5 separate regions of the Mus musculus genome follow, and all the other regions are linked to region 1. Evidence: chromatin loops called from intact Hi-C (ENCODE). Cell type or tissue: left cerebral cortex. All regions are shown on one strand.

Evidence for each region. Hi-C counts contacts between places; a loop is a spot of excess contacts. Peaks named below come from ENCODE experiments on the same cell type or tissue, not always from the same donor. Only the 100,000 strongest peaks of a DNase experiment are listed, where the experiment ranks them.
Region 2: it touches region 1 in a loop (4-fold over the local background); 10 of 42 quality-filtered maps call a loop at or near these places.
Region 3: it touches region 1 in a loop (12-fold over the local background); 2 of 42 quality-filtered maps call a loop at or near these places.
Region 4: it touches region 1 in a loop (3.0-fold over the local background); 2 of 42 quality-filtered maps call a loop at or near these places.
Region 5: it touches region 1 in a loop (6-fold over the local background); 10 of 42 quality-filtered maps call a loop at or near these places.

The regions. Positions count from the first base shown.
Region 1 is chr7:112,120,193-112,125,192 of GRCm38, reverse strand. It overlaps Dkk3 (dickkopf WNT signaling pathway inhibitor 3), which reads left to right. Exons shown (of 8, transcript NM_015814.3): 5 at 3,511-3,603; 6 at 4,661-4,805. Among named protein-coding and RNA genes, the nearest start is that of Dkk3, 36 kb to the left of the region's middle. In left cerebral cortex, CTCF peaks have their summits at 2,180 and 4,970; DNase peaks (open chromatin) are centred at 1,378, 2,942 and 3,114; H3K27ac peaks cover 4,419 bases.
Region 2 is chr7:112,169,784-112,174,783 of GRCm38, reverse strand. No RefSeq gene overlaps it. Among named protein-coding and RNA genes, the nearest start is that of Dkk3, 13 kb to the right of the region's middle. In left cerebral cortex, no CTCF peak of the experiment used is centred here; DNase peaks (open chromatin) are centred at 1,909 and 4,331; H3K27ac peaks cover 860 bases.
Region 3 is chr7:112,333,205-112,338,204 of GRCm38, reverse strand. Mical2 (microtubule associated monooxygenase, calponin and LIM domain containing 2) reads right to left here. Exons shown (of 26, transcript NM_001193305.1): 18 at 4,251-4,376; 19 at 3,049-3,267; 20 at 2,775-2,876; 21 at 1,231-1,356. Among named protein-coding and RNA genes, the nearest start is that of Micalcl, 39 kb to the left of the region's middle. In left cerebral cortex, no CTCF peak of the experiment used is centred here; DNase peaks (open chromatin) are centred at 1,240, 1,885 and 4,587; H3K27ac peaks cover 3,570 bases.
Region 4 is chr7:112,237,243-112,242,242 of GRCm38, reverse strand. The region is part of intron 2 of Mical2 (microtubule associated monooxygenase, calponin and LIM domain containing 2); the gene reads right to left. Among named protein-coding and RNA genes, the nearest start is that of Mical2, 14 kb to the right of the region's middle. In left cerebral cortex, a CTCF peak has its summit at 4,896 (motif pointing right); DNase peaks (open chromatin) are centred at 450, 2,683, 3,296 and 4,114; H3K4me3 peaks cover 273 bases; H3K27ac peaks cover 4,882 bases.
Region 5 is chr7:112,178,308-112,183,307 of GRCm38, reverse strand. No RefSeq gene overlaps it. Among named protein-coding and RNA genes, the nearest start is that of Gm39071, 7.1 kb to the left of the region's middle. In left cerebral cortex, CTCF peaks have their summits at 2,990 (motif pointing right) and 4,221 (motif pointing right); a DNase peak (open chromatin) is centred at 2,950; H3K27ac peaks cover 1,008 bases.

The DNA of each region.
Region 1 (5,000 bases):
TTTCTTGTTCTAATGTGGTAATGGTTTCATGAAGGTCACTTTTTTTTTCTAGTAGCAGGAAAATGAAACTAATCATAAACCAAGGCAATGTATCTAGGAATACACTGGAAGGTACAACAGATAGGGGAGTTGCTTCAAATTGGGGAAATATCTGCTATAGGCCTTGGCTGATATCTGATGACAATGTGGGTTAATAGAGGCTAAGGGTCAATTTGTACATTACAAGAAAATTTAGCTAACAGTCAACAGAAATGGGTCAAATATAGAAGTGGGAACCAACAGATAGCTATGGGGTGAAAAATAGCCCAGAACAATCTGGCTCTGTACCTGTAACATTCGACTCCCCACAATTATTTAAGACCTGCAACATTCTGACTCCCCACAATCACTTATAGTCTGGTCAGAGAATTTTATCCTGTACAACTTTCTTCACGGGTATGTGGCTTTTGTTTCTTTGTTTGTTTTATTGTTTTGTTTTTTGTTTTTTTTCTGAGACCTTCTGCTCACAGGAACCTTAACTATGTTGAGGGGATTAGAGGAAGCCCGTGCTGATCTGTGGGCACTCACCTTGCTGTGGTAGAGCCCTGTGCAATGATGAGACAGGCGGCTCTGCAGACCTCTGTGGGGCAGGGGTTTAGGTTAGCATCTCATGTCTTTGCTGGGCAGCTTGATTGAGCCAGGGCTCCTGACTCCGACCTTGGTCTTCAGTTCTGGCTCCGTTTTGAGCAGCAGTCTGCCTTCAGTTCTAGAATCTAAGATAGGAAGCCAGTGAGGCCCTCAGCCCTCAGAAATCAAAGCACCTAGGCTTCATGGCCGTAGACAGGAAGCAGCAGAGCCTTCCAGCATCCTGACCTCTGACCTCAGGTCTCAGCCACTCTGGTGGCCTGGGCACAGTTGGGTTCCTTGGATACTGTAGGGTGAGCTTGGATGTAGATACAGTCCCTGAGCACAGGAAAGAGATGATGGAACTCAGAGAGTTCCTTCCTAGCCTTCCTGCACTTCCTAGCCGTGTCAGCCCTTGCTTCTCAGCCATGTCAGCCCTTGCTCTACTCAGGTTAGAGACTCCAGCCTCCCCCTCATGCGGGACCTGCCCTTGCTGTAGAGGGAATCTCTGGATTGGACTGTCTTCTTTTTCTTTGTTCCCTCCCATGGTTGAAGACAGATTTCTTAAAGGCAGAGCGAGCCACCCCCACCCCTACCCCATAGTCATTTCTGTCCCTGTGCCTGCTGCTTCTTCCTCCTTCACAAATGTCACCTCTCCCACTCTGTTCCCTTTCTGTTAGGTTTTGGAAGAAATATCAGAAGTGTCCTGTCGCACTTCCCAAGCCACCTGTGTACAGGAGGGTGTGTTGGGGAGCCAGGGAAGACAGCCTTAGCACCCCAGGATCCAGGACCACAGCACAGCCAGCCTGTTTTAAATAGCATCTGTACCAAACATACACTTCTCCCTTTGTCATTACAGACAACATAGCCATGATGAGCGTGGTGTTCGTGATGCACGGGGTACTAAATCCAAAGATGATTATGTAGTAGGATATGTGTGGGTTAGGTGCAAATTCTGTGTCCTTTTATATAGGCGACTTGGGCATGTGTGGAGTCTATATACTTGTGCAGATGTGTGGGGGTGGGCACATTGGAGATGGGCATGCTGGATGAAATCCCCTTCACCCCTGGGGGATACAGGGTCAACTCGCATCCTCAGGACCTTTCTTGTCACTATGGGATCTTGGATCCGGCAGATACAGGTTCAGCCCCTTGATGTGAGATCCTCTGCTTTCTTCCTGGTGTACAGCAGATTGTAGCTCACCTAACACTTCTGGACCGCTGAGCTGGGAAAGTTAGGGGAACAGAAGGACAAAGGGATCTGCCTGCTAGACTGGGTGAAACCTGGGCTGCACTGTTGCTCCCTACAGAGGCCAACCCCCTGGGGGTGAGGGGAAGGAACCTGCATCTTCTGAGCTAGATGGACGGGACTCTGGGGTCATGTGTGGGAGAGTGACATTAGATTGCTTTAGGGGTGTCTGTGTCAAACAGGCATTCTGACTCAGGATGACTCTATCACCCTTAGAAAGGGATGGGGGGAGGGGGTGGTGTTTTAGGTGACTCCATCTTTCTTCTTGGCTAAAGAGCCTTGCTTGGTGAGCAGAGCACAGCCCAAGCTCCCCTTGGTGGGCCCTCAGCTTAGGGCTGCAGCTACTCTGAGCCAAATACCCATCTCCTCAGACCTACAAGATTGACCAAGGGACACTCAGTGTGACCTGGGTCAAGGACACCAGCTACTTCTCAGTAACAACACTTGATAATAGTAAGCAACCCAGGGCTTGTTTGCTGGGACCCAGCCTGTGCAAGCTCTGGGTCTGGTCCCTGTCCCCCGCACTGCCCCCCACCCCCATACACACTGGTTTAGTTGCCTCAACTCAAACAGAGTGGAGCTGAGGACCAGCCCCAGGTACCGAGGTTCATGCCTGACACACCATGCTTTAGCATGCATGGCTCCACACTGGCTCTCAGGATGGAAGATGCTCATAGGTGGGGATGAGGCACATCCTGTTCTTCACAGAGACCCTTCTAGAATGTTTGCCTGGGTTCCAGGACACCAAGCCTCCAAGAGCCCTCCTCATCTCTGATTATAGTATTTGGGAGCCCTGAGCCCCTCCACTCAAGGGCTGTGGTAGGAAAGAATCCGTCTACTCTGCTTTAGCCATACCTCTTGGGGGGTGACGTGACTTTTCTGTGCCGCCATTTTCCAGTTGGCAACGTAGAAGTGACCCCCAAGCTGCCTCTTGCTGAGAAGTTTCTGTCCCGGAGAAGAGGTGATGAATGGCGTCCTTGCCTGTGCTTCGTCTCCTACTCCCTTTTCCTGGGGCTGAGCCTGACCATGGGTCTGACTCACAGATGGACAAATGTTCTTAGCTGAGTGGAACTGGCAGCCATGAGGAGTCCCGGGACTGGGAGAGTGGGATTCCAAACTTCCAGCTTTCACTTTAAAGCTCACCTTGCCTCTTGGCGGCTCCTTAGAACCCAGGAGCCCGTGGAGGGCCCTCTGTGGCTTCCAGGGACAGTGCCAAGGGTCTCTGGTATCTTCCTAGGCAGCAGAGACTGCTGGGCCTGGCCTCCAGCCCTTCCTGGGCAGTCACACAGGGCCTGGAACTCATTAGCACCTTTTCTTAAAACCATCTGTTCTATGTAGGAACAACTTTGAGTCCCCATCCTCCCTGCCCTGGGTGTGGGGGGACACTGAACACAGATGGCCATTGTGTGGTGGATGTGGAAGGCTCACAGATCCTGGGGGGTACTGAGAAGTAGACCCCCCCTCCACGTGGACGGCATGGAAGGATAGATAAAAGTGCTGGCCAGGCTGGCTTCTGGGGTGGCTAGGGCTGGTGGACACTTCAGGGCCGGCGCTTCACTTAAGACCCAGATTAACCCGGATTCTGCCCTTCCAGGGCAATGCAGATCTACCCCTCTTTGTTTTACTGACAAAGTTGTCCCTGTCTCTCCGCCCTCCAGGAATGTATCATTGATGAAGACTGTGGGCCCACCAGGTACTGCCAGTTCTCCAGCTTCAAGTACACCTGCCAGCCATGCCGGGACCAGCAGATGGTAAAGATGCCAGCAGACTCCATTGTTGTACCAGGGAGAGAAGATTAGAAGTCCCAGGGGTTCTCAGCTAGGCTGCTTGCAAGAAGAGCCTCTCAGTGATGGGGAGAAGTCCCAGAGGGACTGATTCCTGGAGTAATCAAGATGCCATTCCAGCAGGCCTGCAGCCACTTCACTCCAGGATCTCTGATCACAATTGTGTGGCTCATGGGTAGCAATGGGAAAGAGGAGAAAACAGGAGGCCCCGCACTGGTCCCTTCCCCTGGGACAGCAGCACACACAGCAGTGCACACATACTGTCCCCAGGCAAGGGAAAGGGCCACCTCTATCCTCCTGGGCTCCTCCCGGGCTCCCTTCCAGTCTCATTAATAAATGTGCAGAAGGAGGAGGCAGGAAGAGGCTGGAGCATTCCCCCACTGCGGCACTCAAGCAACGGAAACTCATCGGGCCATTTGGACAAAGCCCATGAACTCTTGACATTTTCTTTGACAGTAAAAAAAGCACAATAAGTTCAAGAAATAAAGGGTCCTGTGATCTTGCTCTGTCCCTCTTGGAGAGATAGCTGCTGTAGTCCCTCCCCCATCCCCCGCCAGGCCACTCCCACATCACAGGGCACAGTCCTGGAGACCCCTAGTTGCTCTCTGGGCTCCTGCTTCCAGCTTGCTGTCCCTAGCCTGGGTCTTCCTGGCTCTGCCTTGACTGGGCAGCCTGTTAGACTCCTGCTGCCTCTGCCTGTGGCCTGAGGCACCTTCCCTTCTGACAGGGGTTAGTTAAAAGGGTGAAAGGTACAGTTGTGGGATGGAGGCGCCAAAGACACACAGGCACTGTTAGACATCCACCTTCTCAGGTGCCATTTTCCCAGAGCTTGACCCATCCTGTACCAACAGCCACACTTCCATGCTGGCTCCTGGTTTCTACCTTGGGTCTGCCTCTTCTCCTTGAGATAGGGGGGAAGGGGGAAGTTACCTTTGATTGATCTGAGCAGGCTGGAACACCCTGCTAGGCCGTCCAGGCTTCTAGGCTAAATCTTGGGGCTTGTGTTTGTCTCATTTCGCTGCAGCTATGCACCCGAGACAGTGAGTGCTGTGGAGACCAGCTGTGTGCCTGGGGTCACTGCACCCAAAAGGCCACCAAAGGTGGCAATGGGACCATCTGTGACAACCAGAGGGATTGCCAGCCTGGCCTGTGTTGTGCCTTCCAAAGAGGTATGTGGGTTCTCCAGTAGCTGTTGGGGAAACCTGCTCCCAATCTCACAGTCACAGTTTGTTTGCTGGGCCTTAGAGTGCTTTCCACCCTCCTACCCCCCAAAGCAGGGTCTTCAATGACCTCACCAGCCCCACAGCCTCCTACTGGGGTAGGGTGGTAAGACGAGCACTGGGTTTGGTTTTTCCTAGTGTTGA
Region 2 (5,000 bases), 50 kb before region 1:
CAGACAGTCAGAAGAGGGCTTTGGGTCTCCTGGAGCTGGCGTTACAGGTGGTTATAATCTGTCCAACGTGGGTCACAGGAACAAACTCGGGTTCTCTGCTACAGTGGTGAGTCTAGCTGAAATAGCAAACTCCAGGTTTAGTGAGAGGCCCTGTCCCAAAAAAAGAGATGAAGAAGGATCGAGACAGGCATCCAAGGTCAACACACAACCTCCAATGTGTGTGTATGCCTGGGCACACATACCTACACTTTCATGCATGTGCCATGTACACAAGTTGGCACACAGCCCTCTATAAGAACAGATGTAAAGAAGTGAGTTTCTAATAAAACCACGATTCCAGAGGGAAGACTGGAGAGCCTAAATGGTTTCTTACTGCTCTTTCTTGAGGAAGACAAAGCAAACAAAACCCAGCCACCGATGTTCCTCTCTTGGAATTAGATTGTCTAATGCTTGTTTCTGCTCCATGATTTTGACCTGGAAGATGATTTAAAGCCCCCAGTGACCACTTTGCCTATTGTAAAGCAGGAGCCAGTGAGAGGTTAACACCCTGTCTCCTCTTATGTTCCATTCTCCCAACAACGCATTGATCACCTTATGGTTTCAGGCTTGTGAACTCTGGAATCTATCTGAGCTACATTTCACTGGACTGTACCTTAACCTTCCAAGGAGACTCTAGCCACACACCAATCTGAGGTCTTTGAGAGTGGGACTTCCGGCTTGAAGGACAGGAAGGAATTCGGAATCCCAGCAAGCTCAAAGGGACAGCGAGGAGCTTGAGAGATAGTTCAGTTGATTAAACACTTGTGATGCATGCATGCATGTGGTTCAGCATGTGTGTGTACACGTGGTCCAGCATAAGAGTGTGCACGTGTGGCAGCATGTGTGTGTGTGCACACGTGTGAAGACACAAGGACTTGAGTTTGTATTCCCAGTACCCACATAAAAAGATGAGCAAGAAGGGCTAGAGAGATACGAGCTCTGGCTTGGTTTCCATTCCCTGTGTCTACATGATGGCTTACAACCATCGTTACTCTAGTTCCACCGGCTCCATTGCCCTCTCTGTTCTCCTCAGGAACCAGGCGCACAAGTGGTAGATATAAATACATACACACAAGTAGGCAAAACATTCATACACATAAAATAAATAGTAAATTACAAAAAAAAAAAAAAGTGAAGCAGGGTAAGTCTTTAGCCCAGTCTGGGGATTGCAAGGGTGTGAGGGTGGTCCTCAGAGTTCACTAGTCAGACAGTCTAACCAATCAGTGTTTATCTCAGTAAGAGATGCTGTCTAATAAATAATAATAATAATAATAATAATAATAATGAGGGTCGGCAAGGAAGATACCTGAAGTTGACCTCTGTCTTATACATACACATTTACCCACAGTGACCCACTTCCTCCAGCAATGCACCACTTCCTATGTGGTCCACAACCTTTCAAAACAGCACCACTAGCTGGGGATAAAGAGCACAAACCATGAGCCTATCAGGGGCAGTAGGGTGGTGGTGAGCCTATGCAGGGGTGGAGAAAAGGTGGTGGTTCTCTTTGAAACCACCTGGACTGCATAGTGAGCCCCTGCCTCAACCAACCAGTCAATCAACTAGACAAACAAGAAACATCCAGGGATTCTGGCTAAGACCATCTACCATATTCATTGTTCAACTTGGAACTTGGTGCTCTGACATCACCTGGTTGGTGAAAGGGTGGAGGATGTCTCACTTTCACTACCTCCACCTAAGTCACCCCTTAGCAGAGCGTCTAAGACTCTTGCTCTGTGACTGCAAAGTCGAGAACAGTGTGGGCAGGAGGGACACATGGCTGAGACAGGCTGGGTTGTTTTGCTTGAGTTCTGACATGAAGTGATGGAGCCCAGAACCAAATTTATTCATTTATTCCATGGTTCTTGGGCAATGCTGTGAGCCAGTTCCTGCTAAATGCCAGCACTCAGGAGACTAACCAGATGGTGTTCAGGATGTCTGAAAGCACCCAGACCGGGAGGTGACACACATGGAGACACACGTGGAGCCTGGGTGCTGAGTGAGCACACCCAGGGCCTCTCAAACCAGAATGAGAGGGAGACCAGGCAGAGGAAAGAAGACACCAAAGAAAAAGAAGTAAGCAAGCGTTTGGGGAGCTTTGGAATGCGGTCACTGAAAGAAGCAAACCTCTGTGTCCTGCCCACTCCTTATTTTTAAGTTGCTTGCTTATAGTGTCTTTTGTTTCGCTCCATTTCAGCTTGGTTTGTTTTGTTTGTTTTGAAACAATGTCTCTCTGTGTATCTGACCCAGGCTGCCCTCCCTTTGGAAAGCATTGGAATCCCACCTCTACCAGGGGAGGCACCCTGCCTTAGAATTTTCATTGCTGTGAAGAGACCAAGAGAACCTGTATAAAGGTCAGCATTTGATTGGGGCTGGCTTACAGTTTCAGAGGTTTAGTCCATTATCATTATAGCAGGAAGCATGGCAGTGCGCAGGCAGACATGGTGCTGGAGGGGCCAAGAGTTCTACAACTTGATCTGCAGGCAGCCAGGAGACCAATTTCACACTGGATGGCGCTTAAGTGTAGGAGACCTCAAAGCCCACCCCCACAAAGACACACCCACTCCAACAAGGCCACACCCCCTCCAACAAGGCCACACCTCTTAGTAGTGCCATTCCCTGTGGGCCAAGCATTCAAATTTGTGAATCTATGGGGGCCAAAACTATTCAAACCACCACACATCCCTTGTCCCATTTCAACTTCCAGAGATTTTGTTTGTCTGTAGTTAAGAAACTGCTGGAAGGCTGGGTGTGGTGGAACACACTTTTGCTCCTAGCACTTGGAAAGCAGGAGTTCCAGACCTGCTCGGGCTACATAGCTAGTTGCAGGCCAGCTACATAGCTAGTTGCAGGCCGGCTACATAGTGAAATTTTGTTTCAAAAATAAAATAAAATAAAATAAAAGAAGTCTAAGCTGCTTCCCTCCTGGTGACAGTGTCTGTCCTCTGTTGACTGCTGGTCCTGCTACATCTTGCATGGCCATCAGACTCCAGCTTCTCTGGCCTTCCAACATGGGCTGAAGACCAACAGTTCCTGAAGAATCCTCCAAGCCAGACTGGGTTTGCTGGAGCCGGCAGCTGGTGGACTGAACAACCAGATTGGGTTCTCGGCACCTCCAACATGCAGCCAGCCATTGTTGGATGACCCAGCCTTTGTAAACCAGTCTTGTGAAGGTCTTTTCATAACACTTTTCATTCTATTGGCCCTGTTCCTCTATGGAGCCCTGGCTAATAAACACACCACCTATGGGAGAGAAGATGGGGATTTGACTTTGAGCATCTGGCTTATTTCACATACTGAGATAATGTTTAGCTCCATCCATTTTCCTGAAAATAGTTGCTTTATTTGTTTCTTATGCCTGAATAACTCTGTATATTTGTATACTACATTCTCTTGGCTTTTAAGTCGGTCTTGGCTTTTAAGTCGGCTACTAGCTACTAAGCTGGCTATAGTGAATGCTGCAATGACTGAGTGGGTGCTCAGCAGTGACGTAGAGGAACCACACAAAATTCCATTACTACTTTTCTTCCCCCCTTCAAGACACAGTCTCATTATGTAGCGCTAGCTGGCCTTGAGCCTTCTGAGTAGATCAAACTGGCCTCAAACTCTCGGAGCTCTCCATGCCTCTGCCTCCTATGTGCTGGGATCAAAGGTCACTGTGCCAAGACCGTTTCTTGAGAACTTCTAGGAGCCTTCTTGAGATGCTCTGGTTGCAGGTTTTTCTCCTGGTCTCTGGGCCTGGATTCAGAGGAAGGACTGCTTGCCACCAGAGTACTTCTAAGGAATCATGGTTGTGTTGTCTGTGGCCAATGCTGGGCCCAGGGCTTTAGTGTATGGCTCAGTATGAATCTGACCCCCTATGAGGTACCAGACCACTAATCTCAGATGACGGGCTTCCTAACCTGAGTTTGCAGCAATATTAGTCTGTACATCCTATGGGCTGTGGAACCTTCTGGTAGCTCCACAGGCTGGGAAACCTTCAACACATTTGTTGTTTTGTGTGTGAGTCTAAGTGATGGAGTTTCTTGGGCATGCATCACTGTGCCTGGTTCAAGAGTAACAGCCTTAAACTGAGAACCCCAGCATCAGCACCCGGGACTGGATGGGGGCATGTTCTGCATGCAAACGTTGTTTATTAGGTGAACTTCTGACCCGGCTCTCCTGGCAGCTCTATGCTGGGAGGGAGATAAAAGGCTTGCCTGCGTAAACAAAAAGGGCAGTCCGCTGGACTCTCCGAAGCTCTTTGTGGTCCTAGCACATTTACTGTGGACACTCCCTTGCCGGCCTTCCCAGAGCTTGGCTGGGCCCACACAAAGGGGCTCTGTTCCTGCCCATGTCCGTGTGTGATAAAAGGCTTAAAGCTCTGCCAGCCAGGCCTGGTAATGATGTTGCTGATGGCTGTCTAACCATAGTCAGTGCTCCCCAGGGCTTCCTATGAGCCAGGCACTTTGCTGGGTGCTTTGAGGAGCTATTTCTTACAACAGACCCGGGAGGGAGATTGAGTTCCTGCCCTCCTTTTGTAGAGGAGGCCAACAGAGCTCAGAGAAGTGGAGAAAACTGCCAGCTCACCTGGGAGATGAGGAAGTAGTATTGCTTTGGACCACGCTTTTATAATTGAGTTGCAGTGTTGGGGAATAGGGAAGTGGCTCAGTGGGTGAAGGGCTTGATCCCTGGCACCCATGTAAAAAACAAACAAACAAAACAAAAACAAAACAAAAACAAAAACAAAACCACAACCAAGTCTGGTAGTGCACACTTGTAATCCAAGCACTGGGGAGGAGGAGGTGGTGGGTCCCTGAGGCTCCATAGTCAGCCAGTTCAGTCTAATCATTAAGTTCCAGGCCAATGAGAGACTTTATCTCAAACATCAAGGTGGATTGCTCCAGAGAAGTGAACTGAAGTTGGTCCTTTAACCTCCAGATCCACGTGCCCGAATACACCTCACAAGCATGCTCAGCCCA
Region 3 (5,000 bases), 210 kb before region 1:
AACCTGGAGGGGGCCACGTAATAAGATTTCATCTTTCTTTGGAGATTCTTTTTACGAATATCTCCCTACAGATGCTCAGGGTGCCAATGGGAACATAACAAAATGAGGGACAACTTGGAGGGTTTTTTTTTTTTTTTTTTTTGCTAAGAGAACAGCACGAAGCTGGAGGTACACCAGCTCAGGAACACAGAAGCAAACTGGGAGTCAGGGACCTTCAGACAGGGAGCGTTCAGCCCTGTATGCTGACCTCTGCAGGAGACAGGCCAACAGCAGACTGTGAGCTCAGCGGAACAGTTTGGCTCATCCTGGAGGTTAAACATGTGCCCTCGATCCAAGCTAACTCTTGTTCATAGAACAGTTGACTCTCCACTGAGTCAGGGCTGGCTCCCTACCTCGCTCCCTCTGAGCTAGCTAGCTTCTGTACTGCTACCCAAATCATCCTTCAAGAATATAGGGTGGATCTTTCAGGAGCTCGCTGTAGCCTAGTCAGAGGATGAAACTCAAGAACATGCTGTCAGGGCCGTGTGAGACCCTCTGCACGTCCTCACACACTGCGGTGACCACACCACAGTGTCACACCCCAAAGCTGGTGATATCAGACATTCTGCCCTCTCATTTCTGCCCTGTCAGCCATGTCTGCTCACCTTTACATACACTGACCACTTCCTAACACACCCTAGCCCCACACCTCTGTCTAGAAAACTGTTCCCGTGGAACCTTCCACACAGGTCTCCTATCATTGCCTCCCAACTCTTCCCGGGCTTCCTTCTGTTTCTATAACCTACATCTAACACAGTTCATGAATAGTACCGTATTAAGCTCACTGGGTCAAATTGTCATTTGCTTAGGTCAGGCACGCCACATATCAGCAGCTCCACATATTAAACGTGTGATTATTATTATGATGGGGGTGGTGTCTCTGTTCAGATGATAGCAATGGGTCCAAAGCTTCTCTTTAATTTCTCAGTGCCTGGGCAGGGCCAGGCATCTGGGTCCATGATGAATGTTTTATGTGTGAGAGAGACGCTCACAGTGCAGGCTGGAGCTGTTCTGCTACATGTATGCGCTAACACAAAACCCAAATGGGATCTAGGGCTTTTGTACAATATCTAACAAACTCCCATCCCAGCCAAGCCTGGCTCCAGATGTTTGGCTGTGCCGGCCAGATGGAGCCCGAGAACAACTCAGAACATGCAGGGGTGGGGGGAGGCGATGATTCAGTGCCACTACCTTTCTGGCAGGAGAAACAGAGTCGGCAGCGGGTGGAGAGGAAGCAGCAGCTGGATGAGGAGACGGAAGGCAAGAGGGAGGAGATGGAGGATGAGCGTGAGGCACGCGTTTAGATAGGAGCTTATCCTGAACGGAACGGAGACAGAATAAAGATAGGATTATAGCTGCGGCAGGCGTAGCAGTCGCACTTTAGACATACCCATGGAGGAGCAGACACTGAGGCCCGTGTCTCAGGATGACACAGAAGTGTGTCTTTGGAGCCAAGTGGGATTATGTAGCTCCTGGCTGGACTATACTGTGCTTTAGTTTCAGCTCCCTGAAGAACCCCCGAGGAGACCCATTCTGCTCCTGCCTAGAGCTGCCCCAGACTGCAATGCTTATGAGAAGCCCTCATAGAGTTTGGTATGAGGGAGCAGCTGCAGGCTTAGGAGGGGAGAAGCCCGCGCCAGCCGGGGCAGACTGCCATAGCTGGGGCTTCTGCAGCTGTAGGCACATATTCGCTGGCCTCCAGGAGGCTGCTAGAGCCCTGGCAATGAACTCAGTGCAGAGCATCCCTCTGTGCATGACTCCAGCGACAGCTGGAGACACAAGAGGAGGCTGGGTGAAGCTAGCAGAGATGTGTCCTAGAGACAGCTTGCTGAAGAAGAAGGAGGATTTCGCAAGTATACTCCCACTCCCACCTCCAGGGCTTCACTACTACTCTTTCAGTTCCTGCTATGCAAACACCTTCTTTTTCTACCAGTCTCTGAGTAAGTAGGTGGTCTGGAGGAAGCTGTACTTCTCAGGCTAAGGCAAGCTTTCTGGCATCAGCTTAGTATTGCTGTTTTGAGAGCTGAGGTTGAGGCATAGCTTTGGCTCACCAATCGGTGCCTCCCTGACTGGGAGGGGTGGGGTGTAAGGGCACAAGAATTTGGCTCGCTTTCACCTTTAAGGCACCCAGAGCCTTGCAATTGACCAGCAGTCCCTGCTTGCAGTGACTCTCAGGAGGCTCACAGTCTACTTAGAAATTAGCTAAGCACGCATGTATCCACAAGCCACATGCATCCCAGGATAACTACAAACATGACCAAGCATATCCATGCATGACAGTGTCACATCCCAAAGTCAAAAGACTAGATACCCTTGACTAAGGTTGTTCCCTTTGATTTAACGTTACTTTGTTTAGACTCAAGGTTTCACTATGTAGCTCTGGCTGACCTGGACCTCACTGTAAAGACCAGGCTGGCCACAAGCTCACAGGGATTCACCTGCCTCTGCCTCCTGAGTGCTGGGATTAAAGGCATGTGTCACCACAGTCAGACCTACTAAGATCTCAATGGGGCATGCTTTTGACTTGAGTTTATTTTTCTGTCTCCATTTTCCTTTGTCATAATGTGTCTACCTTCTAAAACCTGTGCATTTGGGTCTCTAAGGCACAAGCTCAAATTTATCAATGGCTTAAAGAGTGAATTTCTTCTTATACTACAGAAAAGCTTCTAGGGCTGGTCCAGGTCGGCTAGACACTCAGCCCTGGTTCCCGAAGACTCCGAAAGCCCCTGGTTTACCTGTGGTAAATCCCCGTGTCCAAACATGGAGGCCAGGTGAGCTGCCTTCTCTTTAATGTTCTTTGTGTGAAATTCCCTGTTAGCCAAGTTCTGGGCCCTCTTCTGCAGTCAAGGTGAGAAAGGAGAAGGATAGAGACAGTGGCCATGACGGTTGCCACCAAGGGAGAGGGGAAGGAGTGAGCCAGGTTTGTCTCCTCACACACAGAAGGGAGGGACCCGGCTGAGGAGCAGGTGGGATGGGACATGGACACAGGCAGGCAGAGAGGACGGTCACCTGAAGCACCTTTTCTTCTACTTGCTGTAGGCGCCGCAGCACCCCGGACAGGGCCAGTGCCCCTTGGCAGGTGCGAGGCAGGGTAGCGAGATTTTCAACCCCACCCAGTTGCAGGTCTGACTTGGCCCTGGCTCTCCAGGGTCTGCTGGGGCACTCGCCACTAGCCGGTACTTGGTTGAGTTCTCTGAGCACCTGTCCTGTTGCCACCGTGGAGGAGAACTGAGAGAGAGGGGGAAGTCAGCTTCTTTCCCTGTATAGACCCCACCTCCATGAGGAACCACATGAGACAGAGACAGAGGGCATGGCAGCAGGTGCCACCTTGAGAAAGGTCACAGAGTAGCCTGAGTGGAGGAGGAACTTCTACACTTGTGTTGGTATCTCCAGCACCCTGATCAGCAGTACTCAGTCCTGGGCCTAAGAGCCCTTACCCCAGACAAACCTCTATAACTTCAGTTCCCATGAGTATCTGTATTCTGAGACTGTCTAGGATGCTAAGGAAGGCCTGGCCCATCCCTGTAGAGACTGTGATTGATCTAAGTATGCATGAGCATTTCTCACCCTCAGAGGACTGGCAAGCACACAGAGACATCATTGCTGCATTAGTCCTCACTGACTGCTGTCCTCCTCTGCTATGAGAGCAACACACCAGACCCAGTGCTGACCAGGTGACCCTGGGATGCGTGGGTCCTCATCCTGACTCCGACCAGATTCCAAAGCCAGAGATGGGATAAGCCACAGTTTCTTCACGTAGGCTCTGGCTGCTCAGACATCCGGAAAGGCTTTCACCATGCCTCAGCCTCAGCTCTTCAGTGGATGTACCCATGAGGCCTCCCTGATTCAACTCCACTATTACTTTTTCAGTAACTTGGAGACCAGCTTCTTCACTAGCTCTCTATACTAAGCCATGACATGGGATTCCCCATAGTGCCACATGGACTTGCTTACTTTCCCTCCGAAGCAACAGCATCAAGAGTGAGTATGGATGGCTGGGTAACACCTGTGATGGTCTGAGGGACCAGTGGCATATACTTCAGGTGGACCTATGTGGTTGTTCTTATCCTTAAGGGCAGCCATCTTATCCAGGGGGGATTTTTACATTCAGCCATATTTGGGGGCTAGAAGGAGCAGTTGATCCCACCCCTTGGCTCAAAGTCCCCTCCCTCTGGTTTTACCAAAATAGTATCCACTGGAAAGAGCCCTACCTGCCTTTTCAGAGGAGGTGGAAGCCTGGGAGTGGACTCCTCCAGCTTGGGGCAGCAAGAGGTGCCAGGAGGGCGAGAGGCAGAGCACAGGACAGGCTTACCTATGCCTGAGACCCGGCGGCAGTCCTGGGAGGAGAGAGGCAGGTCCACAGAGGCGGCCCCAGGAGACAGGAAAGAAAAGACAAGTAAGACCCAGGCATGCAGAGGGAGCACAGGAGAAACAGGGAGGAGACGCGGTGTGAGGAACAGAGATGCGGCTGGCGAGGTTCCTGCAAGCCTGGCCCAGCTGGGAAACTGGATCCCTGGCTCTGAAAGCACGGGGATGGACAAGTCCTGTAGTCCCCTGCTCTGGGACGATGTGTGAATCCCACAGGCCTTGCTTTTGGCTCAAACTCAGGGCTCTGGGCCATCATTGCCAGCCTACACCCAGCTAGGTTGTCTAGTACAGTCCTCCCAGAAACAGAGAGCTCCTTGCCCACTCCAGGACAGCAATGCCCAGGCCACATGGACAGAGCCCTCCCTAACACTGGGGCTTAGAGGAAGTCAGGACTCCAGAAGGGACCTGGAAACTATGCTTAGACAAAGACAGGACTCAAGAAAATTGTCCTTTTGTAACAAAGCTACTTCCTGGGGCAGGTTAGTTATTCAGGAGAGGTGTGGCTTAGCCCAAGACCAAGGAGCCATTTATGCTTGCCTCTAAAGTTAACCAGTGAAGAGACTGTCCCCCCACAAAATGAGCCAATTTCTGTC
Region 4 (5,000 bases), 120 kb before region 1:
GAGCTCAAACTTCAGCCCTGTGGGAGATATCTCATATGCAAACCATAACAACTAACATGCTAAGATAAAAGCTGCCATATGTCAGCCCTTTCCAGTGAGGCTGGAACTGGGCACGGAGCACTGTTCACAAATCATTCCGTCCAATGCTCCCAACATGTGAGCAGGCACCATATGCTCTCTTCACATGAGGACATAGAGACCAAGAAAACCAAAGCATCTATATAACGTCACATACCTTAGATGGAGGAGAGCATGAGCCCTGGTCAGGCACACTCCACTAGAGTCCCAGCCTCTGCCCGGCTGCCTGGGATATGGCGGATGCTCAAAACATAACGCTGGGAAAGAGTGTTCTACTCCAGAGCTGGCTAAGTTCTGAACCAGGGACTGCTGGCTCCCCCATGGAGGCAGATGGAGAAGGGGTGGAAAGAAATGGAAAGAGCCTTTCTGAAGTAGGCAGTGCTGGAGCCAAGCCTGGGAGGAGGAGGATGGAGAGGGGAAGTGTTGCAGAGCCAAAGCTAAAACAGGGGCACTATAGGTAGCAGCACTGTGAATGCTAATGAGGCAGGCCAGTGTGGAAGCTGGGGAGTAGCAGTGTCTACCCTGCCGGTGGGTGGGAGGGATCTGAGCCTCTCCACTGGGAACAATTCTACTGGGACCTCTGTCACCTAGAGCCCGGAGGCCCTTCATCACCTGCTTCTTTAGTAAATTATGGAGTGCACTCACAGGCACATGCACTTCAAAACCCAGCGGCTTCTCCTCCCGTGGCCAAGATGAAAACTCAACTCCACAGCAGGAGTGTTTGAGCTTCCAGTCTGTGCTGCTCTGCTGACCTGCCAGCTCTGGATTCAAGCCCAAGCTGAGAATCTAAAAGGTTGCTGCGTGCATGCAAGGAGCCTCTAAGCCCCAGCGTTCAAGACTGCCAGGGAGAAGAAAGGGGTGCTGGCTCAAGCAAAACCAGAGGCTTGGAGTCTTCCCAGTAAGGGGTGGAGGGGGCTTTTCTTACTGCAAGCACTTCTTCAGGACCCTTCCATTGAGCTTAGCTTTCCTGCTAAGGGTCCCTGGGCCATGACATCCATTTTAAGGGCTGGCTTAGCCACATTATAGCTAACAGCATAATTACCTGTTTCTCCCCAAGAAGGAATCATCCCCATTGTTTCTGCTTCAGTCCCCAGCATCCTTTGAGCCTCACACTCAGATGGTCCCTCCTCCTCCTCAGTGAAGCCTGGGCCCCTTCCTTCCCCCTCCTCCTCCAACTTCAAGGTTCCCCAAAACTCTCTCTAGGCCCTACTGTCTCTACTCCTACTGGACCCTAAATGTCTGGTTCCAGCCCTGCCCTCAGACCACAAAGGGGAAATAGGGGTGGCCAATGATCAGCCGAGGCCAAGCTTTCAGTGTGTACTTGGTCTGAGAATGACAGGGCCAGAGAGCAAAGGGCGGGAAGCAAAAAGCAAGACTACATTAAGGTGTGCAGGTGCTCTGCCCTCCTCCCCAAGGGCTGAGAGATGATTCATTGCGGTGTGACCAACCTGAGACGATGTCCCAAGGCCTCCTGGGATGAGTAGGGACATCCAGTTCACTTCTTTTCACCTTAAGTCTTTGGACAAATGAAATTTAGATATAGCCCAGACTGGTCTTTAAGTTGCTGTAATCCACCTGCCTCGGCCTCTTGAGTTGAACATTCATGCATGGCTCATGTACTTTATTAAGAGTTGTTATTAGTTTTTTTTTATTTGTTTGTTTTGAGACAGTTTGTAACCCAGGCTAACCTAAAATTCACTGTGTAGCTCACATGGTCTTTGGACACACAACAACACTACCTCAGCCTCCCAGGTGCTGGTATTACAGGTGTGCACACAACATCTAACTTCTTGGCACCTTTCTGCTCATGAACACTCATAGGTCCAAACTGCCTCGAGCCAGACCCCAGTATGTGAAGGGGCATCTGCTAGTCTCCTCATCCTTTCATACTGACCTTTCATTGTTTCTCTTTCCTTGGATACAAGCTCCTGGGCTGAGAGATGGGGTCCTGTTATGTCCTGCTACTTTTTTTCCCCCTTGTTGTAAACCCAGAATTGGCTGGCTTGTTTTAGAAGAATAGAGCCATCTTGTAAATACCCATAGAATGACTGAACAGACCTTAGAATGTCCTGAGAAGGCTGGGCATGGAGCTCAGTTGGTAGAAGAAATGCCCGTCTACCTCGCTTGGAGCCCGGGGTTTGCCCTGAGCAAATGTATAAAGTCAGGTATGTGACTGTAATCCTAGCACTCAGAAGGCAGAGGCAGGGAAGATCAGGAGCTTAAGGTTATCCTTGGCTATATAGCAAAGTTCAAGGCCAGCTTAAACACATGCAACTTGTCTAAAACCAAGCAAAACGAAAACATCAAATCTTGGAGGTTCAATGGTAAAGTGTGCCTAGCGAGCCTCTGCCCTCCTGCTTCCCAATGCCTAAGTTGGAATAGATGGAAACTAAACTATGTCTGGCTTGTCTGTCCTAGGAGGTCTCTGGGTATCCTGCCCTGTCTTAAATAGAAGACCCTTCCCATATGTCCAAAGTCACTCACCCACTCAGAGGCTCTGCTTATTCCCACCAGCTCTCCCTGTCCTCCAGCATGCACAGAGGGAGGGAGAGATGCTCTCTGCTTCCTCCCACTTGCCATCTGCACTCCGCCTACCCCTCAAGATCCACATCAAACACTACTGCCGCCTTCTCCTCTCCTAGGAAACTTTCCAGGTCTTCCCAGCCCATAGAAAACATTCCTCGTACCAAGGTCTTCCCCCCTGTCATCTGGATAGTCATGAACTTCCTGGTGACTGAGCTGAGGTTTCTTAAATCCCCTGCTGCCACCGCTCTTGTTTATACACACGTGTTTCTTGTTTTTCTGGCACCATAGACCTTCTGGGAAGAGCTGCCAAGCCTGGTGGATGCCAATGTCCTCATAGCACAAGGAACAGGCACACAGTAGGTACTCCATAAATGTTTCACAATTCACTTCCCAATGTAAACAAGCCACCTTCTCATCGGCCTCTCCCTGGCCCGGCCTGGCCTGGCCTGGCCTCTCCCACACCCTGCATCTCTCCTCCCAGCCTAGCTGAAGCTTGCTTCTCTGCATAGGCAGCTGTGGACCTGTGTCTTCAAAGGTTCCTGGATAGGGCCCACCAGACAGTTTGCAAAGCACCACGGGTCTGGAAAAGTTAAGTGTCTGGTTCTTTCTGGCAAACCAAGGGTTCTGAGTGCTGACTCCTTCCGACAGGGAGCCTAACAGAGGAACCACAAGGAAGGAGGTGGAGGTGACATCAGAAACCAAAACTGAAGTCTCAGCTTGCTGAACACCAGCTCTCAGCCAACCCACATCACAAGGACCGGCAGAGCCTCCAGTGACTTTTTCTGTTTCAGACAGGACCTCACACTATAGCCCAGGCTGGGCTGGAACTCACTCTGTAGCACAAGCTAGACTTGATCTCCCAGGGATCCTCCTACCACAGCCTCCCCCTACCCTGCTCCCACCCCTCCCAGAGCTGAAATTACAAGTGTGAGCCACCAAAACCTGCTTTCCCGTTGTTACTTCTGCTCTTCCAGGGAGAGTCAGGTGGATGGAGGATGCGATGTCTTGAAGATGCTGTGTGGGGCCTGGGCTAGACTCTAGAGGACAGAATGATCTTCCTGTCTGCCTCCTCGAGGTCAGAAGGCTGGAGCAGCTGCTGTGCACCTGAGCAGCTGAGGCCCAGGTGAGCAGGAGTCAACAGAGGCCTGACTCAGATTTATAAGTCACACTCTTTCCACATAGCCTTATCAACACTAATTAGCCAATCATACTCTTGGATTACCTGACACTTTGGGAGGGGGAGGGGGAGGAAATACACTCACCAAATTCTCAAGTTCAAACTCTGGAAGCCCCTCAAAGGCATTTTCTGGTCCTTGACTCATGTACCAATCAAAGTGGTAAGCAGTTTCGAGCTGCCTCCAGACAATGTTCTCCATGCATTTGCAAGCTGAAATTACCATTCCCTTAGGTAACTGACAGCTGACTCCACACACTGCTATGGCCACTTTAGCCTTATACAAGATGAACTTGCATTAGGGAGGCAGCTTCCATGGTAACAGGACTGGCCCAATTCCCTAGTTCCCACAGCAACGGCAGAGCCAGCTAGTGACCAGGACACAGGATGTGTGGAGGAAAAGCAACCATTTCCTGTGAAACTTGTGGACCAGCGAAGGGGAAGTTGGTGTGTGAGCTTTGAGGAAAACAGACCTTGCTAACAGCTCGGGAGAAAAGGCTCCAGGACCTAGACTGAGGAAGCAAGTGACTCATGAGTCTCAGAGATGGGATTCCAACCTCCAGACCAAGAAGTGGGTGAGCAGCTAAGAAGGCAGACACATGAACCTACCCTGAGGTGACATGGGGCACTCAGACCACACAGGGCTTGGTTTAGTTTTATGTGTTTTTCTTATTGTTGGTTATTGTTTTCAGTTTTTCAGTGTTGTGGCCGTGTGCATGCTAGGGAAACACTTTAACATTGATCTTTATCTCCAGTCCCATTTTGCTTTTAAAGGATGTCTAAACTCTTTTTAATGAGTTCAAGTCCTCCAGGCCAGAAAACCTCTAGCCTAGAGTGCTGCACACACATCCTCAGAGGAGATGCCTAGTAGCCTAGTGGCCTTTGTATCTGACAGGCAGCCCAGACCTAAAAGTTGTCCTGGAGCCCTGTGGGAAACTGGGGACATGCGATGTCAAAGCAGGGGGGAGAGCTGCAAGAGTCAGATCTCCTCTGGCTGCCAGTAGGTACCTTGTCATAGGCAGGAAGAGGACGGAGCCAACGGGGCATTTGGAACCCATGTTCTCAAAGCAAGCCGGCTAATGTGTGAGGTCCCCTAACGGATGCTCTATAGTACTACACCAGAGGGCTCTCTGGTAACCCTGCATGGTGGTGACCTGGAGGATGCTATGGCCATGGTGTGCAAACCTGAAATGATCCCCCGAGCAAGGCTGCCGGCATTTAA
Region 5 (5,000 bases), 58 kb before region 1:
GGCTTTAGGGATCCTGATCACTCCTGTTACATAAACTTCCAGGCTATGTTTACATGGAGAAACAAGATATGTTTGTGGGTCTGCTGGGATTGCTGGAGCAGGCAGAGGGTGTGCTTCTCATATGGTCCTAAGAATTAGCAGTGTGACCACTGTGGCGTGTGCTGAAGTGTCCTCCTTGAGAACAAACCCTGGGTGAGAGCATGGAGGGGTGAGGCACTAAGAGTGCCCAAACAGTGGAGACCTTGTGGAGACCACATGGAGAGGTGTCAGTCAGCCCCCACCTGTTCGACCTACCCCAGAGATAAATTATTAATAAAGAATTTGCCATTGTTATTTATTAATGAATAAATAAGAGTATGGCTGCTTTTATCCAGACCATCTAGTAGATGCCTAAGGCTACAGTGGATACAGGAAGGGGGAGACCCAAGAGAAGAGATGATGGTGGTGATGATGATAATGGTGGTGGTAGTGGTGATTATGTGTATGCTGTGGATATAGTGTGTGTGTGTGTGTGTGTGTGTGTGTACTTGCCATGGAATGTATGTACAAGTTAGAGGGCAACTTTAGGGAGTTGTTTCTCTCCTTCTACTGTGTGTTTCGGGGATTGTCCTGCTTGTGAGGCGTGCTATTTTACCCTTTGAGCCTTCTCATTTGCCTCAGATGAGAATCTTGCTTCATGACCTGGCAACATTCTTTCCCTCAGTGGGACTCAGTTTCCCCACTGGAGAAGTGTAGAATTGTCGGCTCTATCAACTCTGACTTAATTATTCTGAGCCCTAAAAACCTGAAGATGGCTAGAGAGAGATGGCTCATGGGTAGAAGCATTTCCTGCTAAGCCTGACATGTAGCTTCAAACCCAGCACCCACGAGATAAGGAGAGAACCAACTCCCACATACAAGCTGTGACCTGTACCCCCAACTCAAACTAAGTACATAAATGTAATCATAAAAAAGAACTGGAAATCTGGGTGGTGGTGGCGCATGTTTTTAATCCCAGCCCTTGGGAGGCAGAGGTAGGTGGATCTCTGAGTTCAAGGCCAGCCTGGTCTACAGAGTGAGTTTCAGGGTAGTCAAGACAAAAAAAAAAAAAAAAAAAAAAAAAAAAAAAAAAGAAAGAAAGAAAGAAAGAAAGAAAGCAAGCAAGCAAGCAAAACAAACAAACAAACAAACAAACACCCAGTAGAACATGTGATGTGGATTGTGGTTTGGGGACTGTCTGTGACCAGGCTGTGTGGATGAGGGAACACATCCACTCGCTAGGTGGGCACCTTCACCTGTGGCTCTGAGGTTCTCAGAAGAGACTGGTGAGCGAAGGGCCCCAGTGGAAGGTTTACTGTGGGACTGGGTCACAGAGGCTTATGGGATGGGGTCACTGGGTCAGCCTGAAACATTTTTCTACAGCATCCAGAGAAGTTTCTGCTATTGATCTTTGTCAATCCTTTAAAACTCCAGAGAGCATCTCAGTCATTAATGCTGGCTTGATAGCGGGAGGGTCCGACTGGGGCTCCAGAACCCCTGGTTTGTTTGTTTGTTTGTTTGTTTGTTTGTTTAAAATAACAATCATTTTTAAGAGCCATGTGTGGTGGTGTGTGCTTGGAATCACAGCACTGCTGCGGAGACAGGCAGATCTCAGGCTCACTGGCCAGCCAGACTAGGCTACTCAGTGAGTTCTAGGTCAGTGAGCAATCTGTCTCAAAAATCAAGGCGAGCAATGCCTGAGGAGAGACATCTGAAGCTGCGCTCTGACCTCCACACCTGTGTGTGCATACATGAGAGTGTGTGTGTGTGTGTGTGTGTGTGTGTGTGTGTGTACTGATGGGGGGAGATTGGAGGGGAGACAGACATGATCCAGTAGAACAGGGATGGATAATCCATCTTCCTCAGGCCAAACACTCGTCACTTCATTTTCTAAATCTCACACAGCCACCATGGCCCAGTGTGAATGCCTCCATGTGACTTTGCCAGGTCATGTTGGTCTCTTCTACCAACTACCAAAGAATCCTATGTCCTTTCTTGTGCTAACTGCTGCTGGTGTGTGTGTGTGTGCATCTGTGTGTTTCCAATCTAGTAAAATACATACAGAATCCCAAAGCCTTAGAACCAGGGTGGGAAGTGGAGCTAAAGATAACATTACTCTTTTGTTTATCTTTGTTTGTCAGATGGTCTCTCTGTTTTAGTCCAGGATACTCTAGTTCACAATCCTGTTGTCTCAGTCTCTCAAGCACTGGAATTACAGCTGTGTACCACAATGCCTAGCTCTGAATTCTATTTTCTTAACATGTTAAAATGCCAAGACATCAGATCTGTTGGATGAAACAAAATATAGTATCCAAATTAATTTTTATTTGCTTCGTATACTTATTTTGATGTAGCTGTTAGAGGAAAAAAGCACAGATGACTTTCGTGTTCCCTGCCTGTGGTGGCAGTCATCTTTGTCTCAGACAGAGATGTGTTGTGCTTGAGAGTCCCACTGAGAAGGTGAGGAAGGGAAGAGCTCCGGGTGCCTCTGGGACTTCCGATGTTCTAGGAAACTGCCATCTTATTTTACCTTCCTGGTACCCTGTGTTGGGGTGATGGGGGGCAGCAACGGGAGAGACCAATAGACACACCAAGACAGAGCTAAGGGAAGGAGTGGCCAACCCATCTGCCTTCTGCCTTCCCAATGCAGACCGCCTGGTTCCCCAGCTTCCCAGCTTGGGCGTGGTCTTCCAGGCTCTCTGCCAGTCCCTCCAGATCCAAATGGTCTCATGAGTGCCAGCCACACGCCCTTCTCCCCCGCCCCCCCCCCCCGCCTCTTCTTCAACAACTATGTAGCTGTGCCAGAGTAGTCTTTAATGAAGTCTTTTGAGTCAGGCAGCTGGGCCTGTCGGAGCTAGGTTCTAGTGCAGATGTCTCCCAGTCTCCGAATCAAAGTCCTAAGTCCAAAATGTCCGCCCCAGTCTGGTGGCAGCTGGCACTGCAGCTATAGCTGCTCTGGAAAGTAATGATGAGACCACAAGGTGGCGCTGTTCCCACGGCCCTCCACCCTTAACCATCCCCACCCTCTTCCTGAAACCTCAGGCCATATTTGCATCCAACGTAAACATTTCAGCTTTGGGAAAAGGCTCTGGATGGGTTGTTGGGTTTGTTTGTTTGTTTTTCCCTCTCAGCCTTCAGCTGCCAAAGGTTGCTCAGATTTCGGAATTCTGCTGCAACAAATGCTCCTCTGGGTGCACACTTAAATGTTGAGCAGGTTTTAGACCCAAGGCCAAGTCCTGCTCCAAATGAATTCTGTACCCAGAGGTATGCCTAATACTTTGGAGAAGAGCACCCGCATCGCACAAACACCCTGTGGGTGTTCACGGGTGTAAGCACGAGGGCAGGGGAAGGACGATGATGACCTCCACAGATCAATCAATGTGGTTCCTTACTAAGGGATGCTGGCTGGTTGGTTGGTTTGAGATGAGATTTTATCACATAGACCAGGCTGGCCTCGAACTCACAATCTTCTAGGCCTCGAAAATGCGTAGATCACAGGCATGGAACCCCCCCCCCCCGCCAAACACACACACACACACACATCTCACTTATCTTTAGGATTTTATTTTTAAATATCTAAAGCTTACAAAGAAGTAAAATATGTAGCAGCAGGGTGAGTTTTAAAACATAACCACTGCTTTTGGCTACAGCCATGGGCTAAAGGGATCCCTGCTGCAGCCACTCTGGAACGTGGCTTGAGAAGCTCAGGCCAGGCCTGAGTTAAGGGGAGACTCAAGGGGGTTGTATGCTACTCTGTGATGGCTTCATTTTAAAGTCCAAGTCTGCAAACGCAGCTATTACAACTCAGAGGGTTTTGGTTTTTGTTTCTTCTGTTTTTTTATTTTCTCTGTGTCCAGAGTGTCCTCAGACTATTCTGCTCGTGGAGAGTGGCATCTGAAGCTCCTGACCTGTTCCGTCCACCTTACCCCTTTCAGCATCTTTATACTCAAGACCCTCAGGACTCCTGAGAACAGGAGAGGACAGAGACAGCCAAAGCACAGAGACAGAAGTAGACTCACTTTAGAGCACACACTATGTCTATAAAGATAAAACTTAAGCCAAGTACAGCAGCTGGCACCTGTGTAGTTCCAGCACACGGGAGGCTGAGGTCAGAGGACTGGGAGTTCAATACCTGGGCTATCTTGTATGACTCTCTTTTTTCCTTTAAAAAGATTTATTTTGTATATGAGCGCTCTTTCTACATGTACACCTGCATGCCAGAAGAGGGCATCAGATCCCATTATAGATTGTTGTGAGCCACCCTGCAGTTGCTGGGAATTGAAATTAGAACCTCTGGAAGAACAGTCAGTGCTCTTAACTGCTGAGCCATCTCTCCAGCCCCATGACTCTGTTTCAAACGAGAAAATACTATGCACTGAGCTGGGGCAATGGTTCAGTTGGCGAGGTGCTTGCCCTGCAAGTGTCAGGACTGAGTTTAGATCCCTAGAACCCATATAAAAAGTGAGCTCTGTGGTCTGTAACCCTGACACTGGGGAGAGGAAACAGAGACAGATGGGTCCTTAAAGCATATTCATCAATTAGACTAGCCTAGCTAGTGAGGTCCAGGTTTAACACAAAACCCTGTCTTAAAACAAGACAAACATCAACCCCTGACTTCCCTGGGCATGCACATGGATACCCCTTCCACACACACAATGCAGTGACACAGACAACTACACACATTACATCACAGCACACACACACACACACACACACACACACACACACACACACACACACACTAAATAATAGCATTTGGTACTCCCATAACAATTCTATGCAATAATCTAGAGTTGTGTTTAAGGTAGAATTCATGGAAAACATTAGACACTATGAAGAAGGGGCTGGGGACACAGCACAGTGGTGGCACACACCTATGATCCCAGCACTCAGGACCTGAAGACAAGATTATTAGAAGTTCAAGGTTGTCCACAGTTATATAGTGAATTTGAAGGCAGTCTGGGCTACTACGGAAAACCCAG